Linked DNA regions of Mus musculus: region 1 is linked to region 2. Evidence: chromatin loops called from intact Hi-C (ENCODE). Cell type or tissue: left cerebral cortex. All regions are shown on one strand. Links, peaks and the distances in the headings refer to the core of each region. The heading gives the core; the rest is flanking DNA.

Region 1 (8,324 bases), core at 240-8,239, 350 kb after region 2:
TAGTGGGTATGAAGACTTGTCACCACGGCTGAGGATCTGAGTAAGATTCCTGGGTCTTTTTGAAAGGAAAGAATCAATGCCTGAAAGTTGTCTTCTGACCTTTACAAACATGCTGTAGCGCACTCTCTTTCTCTCTCTCTCTCTCTCTCTCTCTCTCTCTCTCTCTCTCTCTCTCTCTCGTACATGTACATGCACACACACACGTATTAAATAAACAAAAGCAGTCAGAAAGTGAGAGGAGGAGACTTCTAGGGGTCAGCAAGATGCCTGTGCCCAAGCTTAGAAACATGACAAGTCCCTGTGGGGCAGCAGACAGGGGGAGAATTGGGTTTCAGCTGCTGGCAGTGGCTTCGGTGCCCTTTCTGTGGGCTTGTGCAAGTCCAGACAGTGACCTGGCTGCTTCCCCCTCCCCACCCCCTACTGCCCCAAGCTGTCCTAGCTCCCACAATGGCACTTGCCCCAAAATAGCTGCCCATGTGAGGGCCAGAGAAAGGCAGAGATTAGACCCCTGGAGGGTTGAGCACGGTAGCAGGAAGGGCATGTGGCACCCAGTGATCCTGGCCAGACTAGCATCTGGGAAGGTATAAAAGCCCTTCAGGACCAGGTGGCCTCAAATCTCAGCTGACAGCCAGCCCACACTCTCTCCTTTTGTCCTCTTTAGAAGCCACCATGGGGCTCAGTGATGGGGAGTGGCAGCTGGTGCTGAATGTCTGGGGGAAGGTGGAGGCCGACCTTGCTGGCCATGGACAGGAAGTCCTCATCGGGTAAGAGGAAGAGACCCTTATCTCAATACCTGTTTGCCAAGGTTCACCATATGGCGACAAGGTGGAAGCTGGCAGGGTAGACCAGTTGGCTGCAATGATGAGGTCAGATTTCACTTGCTTCTAAGTGCTGGAGACTGGAGTAGAGAAATAAAAAGGGGGATCTATCCATCTCCGCTGACGTCAGCAACCAAAGCAAGCTTGAGCATCAAACAGTCCACCAGATGAATCCTATTACGGCAGAGAGTCAGAATAATGAGGGCAGTGATAGATCTCGTCTACTAGTGTGGACTGAAAGCTTGGGTAATGTGGTTGCCTTCGGCTGCAAAGGATTCCTAGACATGCCCAGAAAAATTGCAGATTCTGAGCCTGGGCAAGGGGGTAGGGGTGGAGGGGTGGCGAGGCTCATACACAGGGCCTCACTGCTCACCCAGAGGCTGGAACTCTTCCCGGGGTCCTGGGCTTGGTTGCCTCAGAAGCCTGATGGGATATGCATGATTGATAATTCTTGGCTCTGGGGAGGAGATTGCTCTGTTGCTAGCAGCCCCTGCACTGTCTGTGAAGCTGTAGTCTGGAAATGAATTCCTTGCTATTTATGATCTAGGGTGAGTTCCCCTCCTGATCTTCACATTCTTGCATACTCCCTTAGTCTGTTTCTAACCCCTCTGCTTGGGAGCAAGGTCATCTAAGGCCAGAGCCCTTTAGGTAGCTGAGCTGGAAGGAGGCTCACCAGCTTCTGGAACACCTTGGTCTCTCAGCTTCTTCCTGCCTGTCTTTCTCCCCCCAATCCTTAAGTGCTGGGCCTACAAGCCATCTAACTGGACTAACTCCCACTCCAAATTAGCATAAATTCCTAGGCCACAGGTTTCCTATGTGACCTTGGACAAGTTGTCTCTCCTCTCTGGGCCCTATTTCTGCTTTGGACTGTTTGTCATGAGCTGAGACCACCTGTCCACTCTCGTGCCCTGAGATTTGGAGCCCGTACTCTCTTTTTGTTGTGGACAGCAGATTATTGAGGGCAAGACTGGTAGGACGGAGTCTTGCAAGCCTCCAAGGCTGCCAGGGCCTGGGCAGTGACTTGGGGCTTGAAGGAGACTCAGAGTATTGTGCCATTAGAGAGATACTCTTCCCTTCCCAGGGGAGTAATTGAGGCCTGCCAGAACCTGGTGCCAGGTGGGGCACAATGCCAAGGCTGCTGACCCTGGGAGGCCCAAGGGTCTAACACCCTATCATGTCTCAGGCTTGGGTCATGGCGCCACACCAGCTGCTCCAGCCCTCTCCACTGGGGGCACAGGGAAGTGGTCTTCCAGGGTGGCATGCCAACTCTCAGGGTAGCAAGTGTCCCATGGCACTAGGCTCCCAGCCAGTCCCAGACACCGACCCCAGCCTCACCCGCTGACCTCAGCAAGGTCATTTCTGCAAGTACCTTAGCAGAACTCTGAGGTCTGAGCTGGTAAGCACAGAATTCTAGAACGAGGAGCAAGCAAAAGATCTTTGCACTCCAGGTGGTAGGGGCTGTTCTCTCACCACTTCATGGTCAGATAGTTTCTGGTTTATTTATACCTGCATTTTTTTTAAAAAAAGGATGTACTTAATTTACTTTGTGAGTGTTTTGTCCACATATCTGGATGTGCATCATATGCATGCAATACCCAGGAGCCAGAGGAGGGCATTGGATCCTCTGGAACTGGAGTTACAGACAGTTGTGAGCTGTTGTGAGGTTGCTGGGAAGTGAACTCAGATCCTCTGGGAGAGCAGCAGATGTTCTTACTGAACCACCTTCCCAACCCTCATGATGACATTTTTGCTGGGGAAAGGATTTTGGAGCTGTGAAGGTTTGGAAATGACTGGTATTGACAGCAACCTTTCACACAATGAGAACTGCCTCAGAGAGTCACAAACAGCCTGTGCCAGTGATGATCCGCCCCTAAAAAAAGGCTCCCGGTGGTGATAATGGAGGTGAAGGTGGAGAGGAAGGGGAGGAAGTCTCACAGAGCAAGCCCTGTGTTGGATCACCTTAATGAACTTAAGTATGAACTCACGTATCACAGCTGACAGAGAGGTTTAGCAACTTGACCCAAATCACACAGCTAATACGACTGTGGATAGGATTCAAACTCAGGCCACTTGGCTGTAGCCCATGCTCTTGGTGACCCTTCTATCTACCACCCCGTGTGCTTCTAAGATGGAGTCTGATTGGGCAACTGTTTAGAAGACAAGCAGAGAGGCTTATCTTCCTTTCCCTGACCAGACAGACTGTATATGCTTTGCCTGGTGTCCTGGCAACATGATGAAGAAAGGAACCCTGGGAAACTATCCTTGGTCTCTTCAACAGGGACCGAATCAGTTGTGCTCAGGGGAATCCAGGATACGGGCTCTGGACCTCTCCCGGGACTCCATCTGTGGAACTCAGGGTTCAGGGAGCAAGTGACTGTGTGGAGCCTGTAAACCTGTACCTCTCCTCCTATAATGTGAGCAAGCCTAATGCTGTTCTGCCCAGTGCTGGGCAAAGGTGAGGGTAGGGTAATCCTTCTAGAGGTTGGGAAATCAGTTTGGTTTACACTCAGTGATTAAGACGAAGAAAGGCCGAGTGTCTGTTCTGGCATCCCACAGGACCCTGGAGACCAACCCAGAACCACAGTGTAGTATCTCTAAAGCCTACAGCCTTGAGTCCCTCTTCTGGCCCCATCCAGCCTGGTGACCTTGGGCTCACCTGTGGGTGTCAGGCCTCCCGTCTGTCAGCAGGAACTCAAGGGTCATTGTCGATAGATAATAATAGTCAGGAGCACAGGGACCCTGGACAAAGTGCCAGAGACAAGCTGTCAGTGACGCACACAACTCTGGATAGGCTCCTGGGGTGATTCTGTAATACAACCAGGACCGGGGACAGGCCCAGCCAATCTTCATGGCACCAGCCTGTGTGCATGGCTCTTCACCCACGTGAAGAACAGACTTGCATGTTTGTGTGTGTGTGCTTCTTAGAATACACACATATGTGTGTGTGCTTCTGAGAACATGTGTTGGGGGGTGGAGGGTCTGCATACTATCATTTACAATGGGATGCCATTGTGTGACAGGGACAGAGCCCAAGTGGTCACCCAGAGGATGAGGGGGAAGCCATAGGGCCTAGTTAAACCCCTGCAGGACACTCAAGCTTCCTGTGCCTCAGTTTCTCCAGCTGTCACATGGAGTCTGCTGCATGAGGCTCTTTCAGCAGGGTTCTTTTCAGTGATGGTTGCCTCGGAGTGGCTTGGAATCACAGAGCAAGAAGTAGCCCATGTATGAACCTGAGTCCGTGTAGTTGGAATGGGTACATGGTGGGGTGTTTGGGAGGGAGCTGGTGTCAACAGAACTGATAACAGACACACAGTGAAGTGCTTGAGAGGTGGGAAGGCTTGTCTGTGATGAGTGACCATGGACGTGGAAGAGGGGCGTAAAGCAGCTGACCTGAGAGGCTGTATCAAGCACCCACCCACTGGTGAGGTGAGACCATCCCCACTGTAGGGCCTTTTTTGTCCTGCCCTGTCTGGAGACTAATCTAGTCGTGCGCAGAGAGACAGGGCTCCCACACTCCCTCTGCTGGATGCACACTAGACCTCTTAGTTCCTCCTCTGAGACATGATGCAATCACAGAACTTGCTTCAGGTGTACTGTGGGGATTCAGTAAATTACCCTGCAAACTGCTTTAAGGACATGCATGTCCTTTGTGAATACTCTATAGGTGACAGTTCATGCTCTCTCATGGAAAACTCAGAGGCCACCTGTCCCTCAGTGTGGATCCTAATCAGGCTGGTTTTAGAGTGGGGATGGAACAGGGAAGGAACACCAGACTACCACATGAACACAGGCTCCATTGGCCCCACAAAGGGATGGGACAGCTCGAGAGAAGAGTTGAAGACATCAGCACATCACAAACTCAAGGGATTGTAGAGGAAGCAGCCAGATAATTCAGCAGCCAGACCTAGCTCTTGGATTGGATGAAGCAGCTTAGTGTCCTGGTCATAGGATGTCCTCCCCATGGGACTGTGGGGCAGAGGCCAGGGGGACCAAGTGCTTCCCAGACAGCTTGGTACACAAATGTATATGCTCATAGTGATGCCATAAGGATCACGTAGAGTCTAGATAGCTGTGGTCACCCTGATAAACATGTCAGAGTGGGGCACTATGGGGCATCCGGTGTAAATTCTAGTTCTGTCCAGGCTCCAGTTCTGAGCTCTGACATCACATGCTGTGGCCTAGGCCAAGCAACTGCCTTTGATGGTGTTTTATCTGTCCACAAGTGGATCAGGGACTGGCCTCATCTGGGGAAGTTGGTGGTTCTTGTAGCCCTCATTATCTTCCCAGAGCAGGACTTGGGTCCCTGGTTGGATAAAGCCAGAGCTCATGAGGTGACAGGCAGAAGCAGCTGTGGCCTTTGGTTGGTCCATTTACCATTGCCAGTGGAAAGTGGTTGGGGTTAGATCTGAAGTTTATGCTCATGTAGAGGGGTCTCAACAACAGCCACAGATAGTCAGGAGGTCTAAAACTTCAGGTTTCAGCATCTTCAGGCAGGAAGCAATAGAGGCATCCCTGACACAGATGTCTTGAGGAATAGAGGGTACTTCTGAGTCATATAGATCCAATGGCTGCCTGCCTTCTCTGCACACTAGCCCTGAGATCCACGGGTCTCACTCCATCTCTTCTTGTCCCACAGTCTGTTTAAGACTCACCCTGAGACCCTGGATAAGTTTGACAAGTTCAAGAACTTGAAGTCAGAGGAAGATATGAAGGGCTCAGAGGACCTGAAGAAGCATGGTTGCACCGTGCTCACAGCCCTGGGTACCATCCTGAAGAAGAAGGGACAACATGCTGCCGAGATCCAGCCTCTAGCCCAATCACACGCCACCAAGCACAAGATCCCGGTCAAGTACCTGGAGGTAGGCGGCCACAGCAAGTCTCCAGGGCAGAGATATAAATCCCAGCTTAGCCACTCAATACGAGTGGCCTGCTTTCTCCCCACTAAGCTTTCTCCCCAGTTCTCCTCTATAACCTACCCCAGCCCTGTTCCCCTGAGGGTGCTGAGGAGCCACACAGCATCCAATTTAATGGCTTGCCCAAATGCTGGGCCAGCACCTTAGTGTGAAATATGACTAATACACAACTTGCCTTCTCCTCAGAAGCGGGAGCTCTTGTTGGACCCACTGGACTGGACAGATGTGGAAACTGAGGCACAGGCAGCTTGGGCAAGTCACTGAGGCAGGATTCACACTCAGGGCGAATCAGTTCTGTCAGAGAGCGGTAGACGCTTTGTTTCTCTGATGCTCTGCTGCCCCAGTCCATGATGGTTCAGACACCAGTTGGAAAGTGGCCTAAAGAGAGGCCAGCAGCCCTCAGTGGGGTCCTGTCTGTCTTCATTTTGCAACTGGAGTCACAGGGCAGAGCAGGGCAGAGCAGGGCAGAGCAGGGCAGGGCCAGACACATACCCAGCCTCCCTGAAGCTGGGGCTGGTTCCGCAGACCCAGGCTCCACAGACGTTTCTGTATCTGTGAATTGTGAGGCAGATTTCCCAGAGGTGTATTTGCAAAGATGTCCTGTGCCTCTGGGTGCACTTGTGTCCCTCGGTGTCCCCTTCTGCTGTGTCCCACTCTCATCTCTGCTGTGTCACTTGCACATAAGGGCCCCAGCCCAAAACAGCAGCTGTACCCCCACTCCTGAGCTAGCAGGGGTGTGTCCACAGTCCCTGGGTCTAATCTCAGCTTACTATCTACCTGCTACATGACCTCAGCCTGGTCACTTGGTAGTCTCTTCAGTACAGCAGCCAAAGCTGTACGGGACCAAACTCTAAGTCAATGACGATAAGTAAGTGTTATGATAGTTTCATCGTGAGCCTTTGGATTCTGGGTGGTCCCGATCCCCATCTAGGCAATGTCGGTACCTGATCTCCCCTGGCCCCTCTCCCCTTGTTAGTACCTGTTCCTCAGTCCCAGGTTTAGGGATAAAATCACATGATGGGAAAAGCCTCCTCCCAAGTGTCCTGATTGACAGTCCTGGTGGGCTAGCCGATGCTGAGCAAGGTATCATGGGCCGGCTGCTGGGCCTGCATCCTGAAGTAGTGTGGGCACACGAGAGGTGAGAAAGGGGCCCCAGAGGGGCTCCCTGAGTTTGAGTGACCCTCCCTGACTGCATGACTTCATGCACACAGCTATACCTGTCTTTGCCTCAGTTTCCCCATTTACAGAGCAGGGATGGTGGTGGTGCCTGCTTCCAGGTAGTCAGGTTTAAAGGAGTTGGTTCATGGTAATTGCATGGAATGGCACTTGGTACATCGTAAGTGTGCAAGGAACAGTCCTATAGTAAGGAGAAGGTCAGTGAGTACACACCCCCTTAGCTCATGGCTTGCTCCGTCCCCTGACCTACAACCTCTTGTCCCTTTCTTGCAGTTTATCTCAGAAATTATCATTGAAGTCCTGAAGAAGAGACATTCCGGGGACTTTGGAGCAGATGCTCAGGGCGCCATGAGCAAGGCCCTGGAGCTCTTCCGGAATGACATTGCCGCCAAGTACAAGGAGCTAGGCTTCCAGGGCTGAGCCATGGGCTCCCACTGTCCAGCCCACCAAGCTGGGACCCAGTGTTGTGTAGCAAGTAGCGTGTGCAGTGTTCTAGGTTAGCAGAGAACAGAAGAGGGGAGCATAGTGTGGCATCCACCCACACCCCTGGGGACAGGGCTCTGGGCAGTGTTACCCTGGAGCCCAGAGGTGCAAAGTGGCCTTCGTCAGCTCTGCCGGGTCATGCTCAGGTCTCCTAAGTCCCAGTCCATTTTCTTCTGGTTTTGGGAAAATCTCTTTTCCACTGTCACATTTGACCCCAAATCCAAGTCACTGACTAGCAGACCCTGACCTTTGGGCGAGATGGAGGGTTGCTTAGAGGGAGTGGAGGGTGAAAACGGGGCGGTGAGCATCAAGTCTCCCACTGCTCAGCTTCCCGTTGACCCACCTTGTCTCAATAAAATATCCTGCGAGTCCTCAATTCTTGTCTCCGTCCGGTATATTTTTATCCCTTCCGGTAAGGGAAACATCCACAAACGTCGCTGGAAGAAATGGGAAGGTGCATTCTGGGATGGCGGGCAGACAGAAGATGTGAGACAGGCCCCTTTCTACAATCACCTCTCAATGACAAGCACACACTGGGCTAGGTTCAGGGACAGGGAAGAAAGGGCCCCCCACCTGGGCTCTGATCAAGATGGCGGGCCTGCAGACAGGGTCAGCTGACCTTGGCAGTCTGAGGATCAGTGCCAGGTGCCCAGGGCAGGAGACAGGGAGGAGATGTCTCGCTGTGGATCCAACAGCTGAGGCAATGTGAGAAGGTCACCCAGCCAGAACGTAGCAGAGCTGAGAGCCAAACAGTGGCCTAGAAGACAACTGGGTCTCTGACCCCAGGACAGAGCCTGTGGCCAACAGTAGCAGCTGCTGACCTTCCGGCCAGGGAGAGGACAGACAACAGGGAGATACTATCCAAACACAGGACAGGGGAAGAAACCCACGTGTCCAAGGGCAGACTGCAGATAGTGTGTGAGCCTCACCAAGG
Region 2 (8,324 bases), core at 100-8,099:
AATCATCTTGTTCAGGTTTGTAGCTAAAAGGAGCTGAGAGAGAAGAGGGAAAACAGAGAGAAGCCTTGGAGCAGAGGTAAGAGAAGGCTTAGCTGCAAGGGATCCCTTTTCACTTCTCCGATCGATCGCTTGCAGAATTTGTAAAGACCCCAAATAACATTGGGATCTATTGTGCCATTATGTGGCCATTTGGATTGACTGTCTATGGGAGAGTGAGGCCAAATTTGATTGCAAAGGTAAATAAATTTTGAGCCCTTCAGGTCGGATGCCAGGTAGAGAGGCTGTAGGTTTTCTAAAAGGCATCCCAAGGGTGAACGAGAGGATAGAGAAGACTCCATGGATGAGAGATGGGGAGGAAAAATTTAGAAGTGACACAATCCTGTTCATATCCTCACACACTCAATGGGGATCAGAGCTTAGCCTGGCTAAGCCCAGAGCGGAACCTAGAGGCAGAGAACCGAGTCTCTAGGAATGGGGTCTCGTCCACAGGAAAAGGTGAAGGAAAGGGGTCACAGAAGCCATGAGGGCCTAGAGAAGCTGTGGCATTATAAGCAGCTTGAAAGAGACGGTGAGAGGAGGGCAAGAAAGGACACAATAACCCAGTTGGGCCTAACTAACACACAGGGCTGCAGCTCCCAGGGTGCTGGGATGGGGTCAGGTTAAGAGGGCAGAAAGGGATGGCCCAGCAAGGGCCTAAGGGAACAGCCGGATTGCAGCTCCAATGGGGTCAGATGAAGAGGGCCAGCTGTAGCCTTAAAGACCTCCACATCCCCGGAGTACTAGAGGGGTACTGGACACTCAGTGATCACTTCCTTGGACTCAGGGAAGCATTTACACCGACCAGAGGGGAAGCTTACCTAACCATTGCTGGTGCATGGGTTGAGCCTGAAGTGAGTCTGCTACAGGCCAACTGGAGAAGAAGGATAGGGTCCTAGTGCTGCTCAGACCACGAGGGGAGCACAAGCACCCGGAGAGCCTATCTGGGTCACGGAACCAAAACGCTGGCCTTCCTGCTGGGGTGGGAAGGTGTCCTGGGACTCGGAATCTCGGAATCTCAGGACAGCTCTGAGGGAGGATGGTATCCCAACGGAAAAGCATCCTGAGACATGGGGGCCCAGGAACCACACAGCTCTGAGAGGAAGCCTCCTCCGCAGAGCATTTGCAGCCCCTGAGGAGGGTATCCCCGGCTGAGCTCAAGAGCTCAGGAGCAGGCAGCAAATCTCATAAAAGAGATTTAGAGGGAGGATCCAGGGTGCGGAGGGATAAATCTAGGGGTGGCTACCTCTGCTCCAGGGAGCAGACAGCAGGGAGCTGAGCAGACACAGCGTTTATATAGGATCCCTTAGTGGGTGGAGCTTTCTACGAGCGGAGATTTCCAGGGTGAGGATTGGTGGGTTTTCAAGACCTGAGCTTGAATGATCTCAGGGATTGGTGGGTTTTCCTGTTCAGCAGTTCCACCTAAAATTAGCATAATCTAGAGAGCGTCCTGTTAAGGGACTAGAGGTGTTCTCTGTGACCGTTAAAGAGGCTGGAAACCTGTTACAACAGTTAGGGAGATATGGGGGAGGTTACCGGCTGCTCCGGCCCCTCAGGCAGAGGCCTGGCCACTTTCCTGTCTTGAGGGTTTATAAAGTTTACAAAGTATATGACATTTACTGTTTACACAGGGAGTACAACAGGAAAGGCTTTGCCCACCTCTGGAGTGGTGTCCATAGCCAACAGTGAGACTTAAAATGGCCATGTTGAAGGAACCGTGTCATTGGAGGTGGGCTTTAAGAATGTAAGGACTCGGTCTCTCACTGCAGCAACGCAAGCGCGAGCTCGGAAAGAGAATCCACGTGTTGTAAGAAAATGGCAGACAAGGCAGACATGCGGGAAATCGCCAGCTTCGATAAGGCCAAGCTGAAGAAAACCGAGACGCAGGAGAATAACACCCTGCCGACCAAAGAGACCATCGAACAGGTAAGGACGAGTGAAATCTCCTAAAAAGCCTAGGAAGATTGCCCCGCCCCGCCCCGTCATCTCCAAGACTCCCTCGTGATGTGGAGGAAGAGCCACCTGCAAGATGGACACAAGCTGTACTGTGAACCCGGGCACTCAGAGCTGAATGCCACTGGCCCGCGGGTCTCTGAAGGGGACCCCTCCACAAATTGGACTGCCAAATTTCACCGGTTTGCCCTGGGATATTATAGAAAATTATTTGTGTGATTGATGAAGATAAAACACACCTCGTAGCAAAGAAAAAAAAAGGGGGGAGGGGGGCTGGTGCGATGGCTCAGCATGTAAGAGCACTGCTCAGCGGTTAAGAGCACTGACTGCTCTTCCAAAGGTCCTGAGTTCAAATCCCAGCAACCACATGGTGGCTCATTCTGGTGTGTCTGAAGACAACTACAGTGTACTTACATATAGTTAATAAATAAATAAATAAATAAATAAATATTTTTAAAAGTGTTCTTTTAAAAAAAAATAATGTAAAGACTCGTTTAACTTCTAGTTCACTCTTTGCTTCCTTCATACTTGTAGCTCAGGATGTGAGCCCTCGGCTTCCACTTCAGCCACCAAGCCTGCTGCATGCTGCCAGGCTTCCCAGACATGACAAACTCTGGATCCACAAGCCCAAATAAAGTCTCATATAAATGGTCTTGGTCATGGTGTTTTATCCTGGCAATAGAAAGATAACTCATACAGAAGCTATGGCCATTGTGTGGCCAAGGGAAGCAGGAGGTCTGAAGGCCTGCCACATGGGTCACGGGGAAGATTTTGTATGCCAAGCAGGAAAATGGTGACAAACGTGTCCGCTTGCCTCAGCTGACACCAAGGATACGGGCCGCGTCTCTAACTCTGACAGCACTAGGGTCTTGTTTTAAAGGTCCACATGTCACTCTAAGGACAGGGGAGCCATGCAGGGAAAGATTTCTCACAGATGCCCCTGCCGGTTGTGACTCAAGATGGCTGCAACCAACCTGGACCCCTGCACTGGCTCACTGAGCCTATGCTGCCTTTGACTGGCTCCCCTGGGCACATGAGTTCCTGTGGGGTGTCGGGCAGCAAGTCCTTCCTGTTCTTCCTGTACAGTCGCTGCCCCTCCACCCAGGCATTTCTTTCAGATTCTGTCACCTCAGGCCCCGCTGGGACAGAGGGTGGTGTTCACGCACGTCTGGCTGGAGTGAACACAGGTGCGTTCTTTACCTGTCGCTAAGCAGAGGATTGACTTTGCTTGGAGGGCCTGTGCTCAGGTGTGGGCAAAGGTCAGCTGTAGCGGGACCAAGATAGACAGACCACAAGCATCCTTGTCCAAGCTCCCTTCATAGTCCTTCTCCGGTCCTGATCCCTGATCCCTGCTATCTGATTCCTGACCCTTAAGTGGACCTGCCCTCATCCTATTCAGCGGGGTTCCTGCTTATTCATTTATTCTTTGCCCAGGCAAGAACAGAAGTGGCAGAAGTCCCTAGGAACCAACTCCCTCAAGGCATTTTCTCCTCTTCCCAACCCCCACCCCCTTCGTTTCTTCTTTGCCTGCTTCTTCCTCTTGCCGTTTTTCTTCCTCGTTCTTGCTCCATCTCATTTTCTCCCCATTCCCTTTCCAATTCATACAAAGTCTGTGTGGCTTTTGGAGTCACGGGGAGATGGCCTGCCTTTGGTTGCCAGCTGCAGGGCCCGTTCTCAGCAGTCAGAGCCACGGCTGCCGGAGCAAACACTGTCAGCTGAGGCCAGCCACAACCACAGTATGCCCTTCCCTTGTTGATCAACCTTGGATGCCGCTCACGCACGTCGTGTCCACACGGGGGCGCTCCAACAGTGCTTCTCTGGCGTCTCTGGCCTTTCTAGTCTGCATTTTTTTTCCTCCTGGTTAGTGGGAGGAGCACTGGTTTCCTTTCCAGTCTTAGTCGTCTGGCTGCACGAAAAGAGCCTAGGCCCATATGTTCCTTGAGTAGTATTTCCTCTAGCAAAGGCTACACATCCAAAGAGCCCTTAGATTTTTTTTTTGTTCAGATTTGGGTGGAATTCAACAAATTCCCTCAGATATCCCTCCCTATTGAAAAAATTTTTAATTTCTTCTTTTTTTTGTTTTTTGTTTGTTTGGTTGGTTGGTTGGTTGGTTTGGTTTGGTTTGGTTTGAGACAGGGTTTCTGTCTAACACCCCTGGCTGTCCTGGAACGCACTATGTAGACCAGGCTGGCCTCGAACCCACAGAGCTCTGCCTGCCTCTGCTTCTGCCTCTGCCTCCTGAGTGCAGGATTGTAGGCATGCATCATCATGCCTGGCTTTTCTACTTAATTTCATTTTATATGCATGGGTGTTTTGCCTAGATATATATCTGTGCACCACACACTTGCCTAGTGCCAATGGCACTTCTGCCTCCAAAGGTCCACCCAGGTGACTTGCCTCTGCCAGCTAGGCCCCACCCCCCGGAAAGGTTCTGCTTACCAAGCTTGGAAATCACAGTTTTGAGCTGGAATAAAATGAACTAGAGGCCGGGCGGTGGTGGCGCACGCCTTTGATCCCAGCACTTGGGAGGCTGAGGGAGGCAGAGGCAGGGGAATTTCTGAGTTCGAGGCCAGCCTGGTCTCGAGTTGAGTTCCAGGACAGCCAGCGCCACACAGAAAAGCCCTGTCTCAAAAAAAAAACAAAAAAACAAAAACAAAAACAAAAACAAAAACAAAAAAAGAGCTAGAAAGCAAGCTTGTAGTATTAACAGAACGTCCACACGAGGGCGCCCACACACTTTTTAAAAGATGCTTTGGATGAAGCCGGTCCCCAGAGGGACCAGGAATCTGCGCGGCAGGGCTGAGCCTCCCTCCGGGCCTTCGCTCCACAGCCTTCTCCCTCTGAGGATTTCCTTGTTGGTTTTCTTGTTTGCTAGGGAGAGATTCGGTTACCCGTAAGGGGTCTTAGAGCCATGGCCCATGGCTAGGAGACGCAGTAGACGTATTAGAAAGATGAGTTGAGCAGGCAGGCATAAACCTGAGCCTTTCGGAGGGCTTCCTCCTCATTCCAGTGTACTAGTTGAGAAATCCGACATTGCTCCCTCTGGTACTGACTTTGTCACGTCCTCCCACAGGACGGGAACTGCCCGCCTCTGGGCCAGCTGGGTGGCTGCATTCACTGTCCAGGCAAGGCGTCTGAGCTCTGGAGCTGTGGCCTCCTCCTAACGCTCTCACACATCAGTCAAAGCCTTCCTCTTCTGTGTCAAGGACTTCAAGCTTCTTGGCTCGTTCTTCCCAATTCCTCCCGGCTTCCACCCCACCCCCACCCCTAGATGCCTGGTTCAGTTTTCCATTAGCATCTGGCAGAAGGCGGGTGGAGGAGGAGCTGGCCGAATGTTTAAACTGGTTACCACATGGCTTCTTGGAGCCAACGATACTGCTACCGGGAGACACAGGGAGAGCCTCCCCAAGCTCCAAGGCCAGTGTCTGCGGCAGGATCAAACACCAAAGGGTTTCTGCACTGGGCTGGAGACAGGAATTCACTAAACTGTCTTCAGTCTTTCTCTCTCTCTCTCTCTCTCTCTCTCTCTCTCTCTCTCTCTCTCCCTCCCTCCCTCTCTCTCTCTCTCTCTCCCCCCCACCATTCCCCATGCCCATGCCCATCTCTATTTTAAGACGGACTAAATTGCCCAAGCTGGTCTTGAACTCATTCTGTAGCCCAGACTAGTCTTGAGTTCATAATCCTCCTGCTTCAACCTCCACAGTAGTGGGATTACAGACAGTCCCAGATGAAGTTTCCTAACACTGGTCAATCTGAGCTCACTTCATCCTCTGTGCCTGTTGATTGCCACAAGAAGCCCAAGACACAGGAGGGGTGCAGGGCAGAATTTGGGGAGCACAGCTGTATTCAGAGCCTCCTTGCCTGCATTGGAGTAACTTGTGTGCTGAGAAGACATGCACACACAAACACACACACACAGACCAGGCAATAGGACCACGGGACAATGTGGGGACACCAGCATTCATGTGGGGGCTGTAGCTGTGGATATTGAGACAAGGCAAAGGTTTGAGGCTGCTGGAAAGAGACTGCTCTGTTCAGCTCTCCGTGCTGGGAAAGATACGACTGTTACTCAGGCTTCCCGAGGTTAGTAAGTGTAACAACTGTCTCTCCCTCCCTGCCTTTTCTGTTCTGTGAGACCTCTGCTGCTGCAGGAGCATCCAGATTTGCTTCCATTTCCTGACTTCTATAAGAAGAGCAGCAATAAGCCTGATCCGTGCAAGTGTCCCTGCGGCAGGGTGTGGAGCCCTCTGGGTACATGCCCGGGAGTGGAATATCTGGGTCATAGGATGGTTCTATTTTTACATTTCCAGGAAAATGGATGGATCTGGAAATTATTATAATAAGTGAGGTAATTCAGCCTCAGAAAGACAAATACCACATGATGTCTCTCATAGGCAGATCCTAGCTATTAACACAAGTACACGTGTGTCCATGCATAGCTATATACATGTGTGTGCATTTATAGATACGAATGAGAGCATAGGGCTTGAAACTAGAAAGGGTACCATGAGGGGGAGTATATTTTCTCCGGGTGGGGGTAATAGAATGCATGTGACATTAAAACAGGAAAGAGACTCCCAAGGTGGAAGGGTACAAGAACAAGGTAGGGGTATGGGGAGAGGGGGGACCTTAGTAAAAACAAATCATGTTTGGAAATGCCAAAAGGGAACCTATTACTAGTACGCTGGTTAAAAAATAAATACATAAATAATTTCAAAATCTTCTGACTGTGTTTGAGAATGAGGGGCCACTCAGGTATGAGGTTGAGGGCTTTCTGCTGTTAGCAGTGGAAATTGCTGGGTGTTCTGGGTTTTTTTGTTTGTTTAGATTGGATTGGGGGCGGGGGTTGGTTTGGGTTTTTGGTAGTGGTGGTGGAGGAGGTGGTGGTGATGGTGGCGGTTGGAGGCAAGCCACTGGGGAATTTTCACCATTAATGACTAATATGGCAGGGACCTGGTCACTGTCGTTTGTGCCACCACTAGGCAAGTGGTCCTGGGTTCTATAAAAAAGCAGGCTGAGCAAGCCATGGGAGCAAGCGGCACTTTCTAAAGATGACAGAGCTACCATAACAACCACAGGAGAACAGGTAAGACCTGGGCAGATCAGGGCGGAGCTTTCAGAAGAGTTAGTTCTAGAGTATGGGGAGACTCGGGGAGATAAGTAAAATAAGGAACCTCCCTAATTTTAGGATCAGGGGGATGCAGGGATGGGACCAAAAGGAAAACATGAGTTAGGAAGTAGTGAAAAGGTGCTTGCTACACAGCTATGAGGGCCCAAGTTCAATCCCCAACACTCCTTTCTGTTTGTTTGTTTGTTTGTTTGTTTGTTTGTTTGTTTGTTTGTTTTTCAAGACAGGGTTTCTCTGTGTAGCCCTGGCTGTCCTGGAACTCACTCTGTAGACCAGGCTGGCCTCAAACTCAGAAATCCACCTGCCTCTGCCTCCCAAGTGCTAGGATTAAAGACGTGTGCCACTACTGTCTGGCGACACCCAGATTTTTTTTAAAATTCTTAAAAAAAAGAAAAAAGCCAGCCGTGGTAGCAGATGGTAGCAGATATCTGTAAATCCAGAGCTGGGGAGACAGGGACAGGCGCCCTGGGGCTCACTGGCCGGCCAGTCAGCCTAGCCTACCATTGATAATCTCCAGGCCAATGAGAGACCTATGCCTAAAAAAAAAATCAATGTGGACAGCCCCTGAGAGACAGCACCCAAGGCTGACCTCTATCTTCCACATGCATGCACACACATACACAGGTACCCAACTACACACACACACACACACACACACACACCAAGAAAGAAAAAAAAACAAGTCCTGGAGAGACACATTCAAATGCTCAGACAAGGGAACCATGGGTGGAGTTCAAACCCAAATTAGATGTTGGCTGGTGGGAGGAGACCTAGCCTATGAGTCAGCCACTCTGGGAAGTGGGTGGAGGTGCTGTGTATTTTCCACAGTGAGAACTTCTGCAGATCCGTGCTTCTTGGTTCTATGTCTCTCAGGATGGTAGTCTCTGCAAGACAGACTCCAGAGACTTAGAATAGGGGAAACAACCAGGGCCTGCGACCCAGAAACCCATGCCAGCCCTGCCCAGGTTTGAGAAGGAAGAGGACTCCACGGTGGTGGCAGTTGAACCAGGGTGGTAGGAAGGAGCAATCCAGTCGCCACTAAAGCCACATGCATTTCCCAGAGCCTGAAATTGATAGTCCAAGGGCACCAGACTCTGGGAAGGAGCAGAGGAAGGTTGCCTGGGTCTCCTCATTTCAATCGCACCCCTCAGACAGCCCACCACAGCTTCATCTTTAATTCAGCACGTTCACTGCCCAAGGCCTTTCC

The links. Hi-C counts contacts between places; a loop is a spot of excess contacts. Peaks named below come from ENCODE experiments on the same cell type or tissue, not always from the same donor. Only the 100,000 strongest peaks of a DNase experiment are listed, where the experiment ranks them.
Region 1: it touches region 2 in a loop (3-fold over the local background); 1 of 42 quality-filtered maps calls a loop at or near these places.

Annotation. Positions count from the first base shown.
Region 1 is chr15:77,014,929-77,023,252 of GRCm38, reverse strand. Mb (myoglobin) reads left to right here and starts at 466. Exons shown (of 3, transcript NM_001164047.1): 1 at 466-764; 2 at 5,455-5,677; 3 at 7,181-7,766. The coding sequence starts at 670. The coding sequence ends at 7,327. Gm52199 (a long non-coding RNA gene) reads left to right here and starts at 8,044. Exons shown (of 3, transcript XR_003951577.1): 1 at 8,044-8,324. In left cerebral cortex, for the core only: a CTCF peak has its summit at 4,339; a DNase peak (open chromatin) is centred at 4,341.
Region 2 is chr15:77,363,810-77,372,133 of GRCm38, reverse strand. Gm3787 (predicted gene 3787) reads left to right here. Exons shown (of 3, transcript NR_168297.1): 2 at 1,668-1,962; 3 at 2,524-2,641. Among named protein-coding and RNA genes, the nearest start is that of Gm41353, 8.1 kb to the left of the region's middle. In left cerebral cortex, for the core only: CTCF peaks have their summits at 3,777 (motif pointing right), 4,497 and 4,706 (motif pointing right); DNase peaks (open chromatin) are centred at 5,082, 5,268, 6,039, 7,906 and 3 more places; H3K4me3 peaks cover 746 bases; H3K27ac peaks cover 4,646 bases.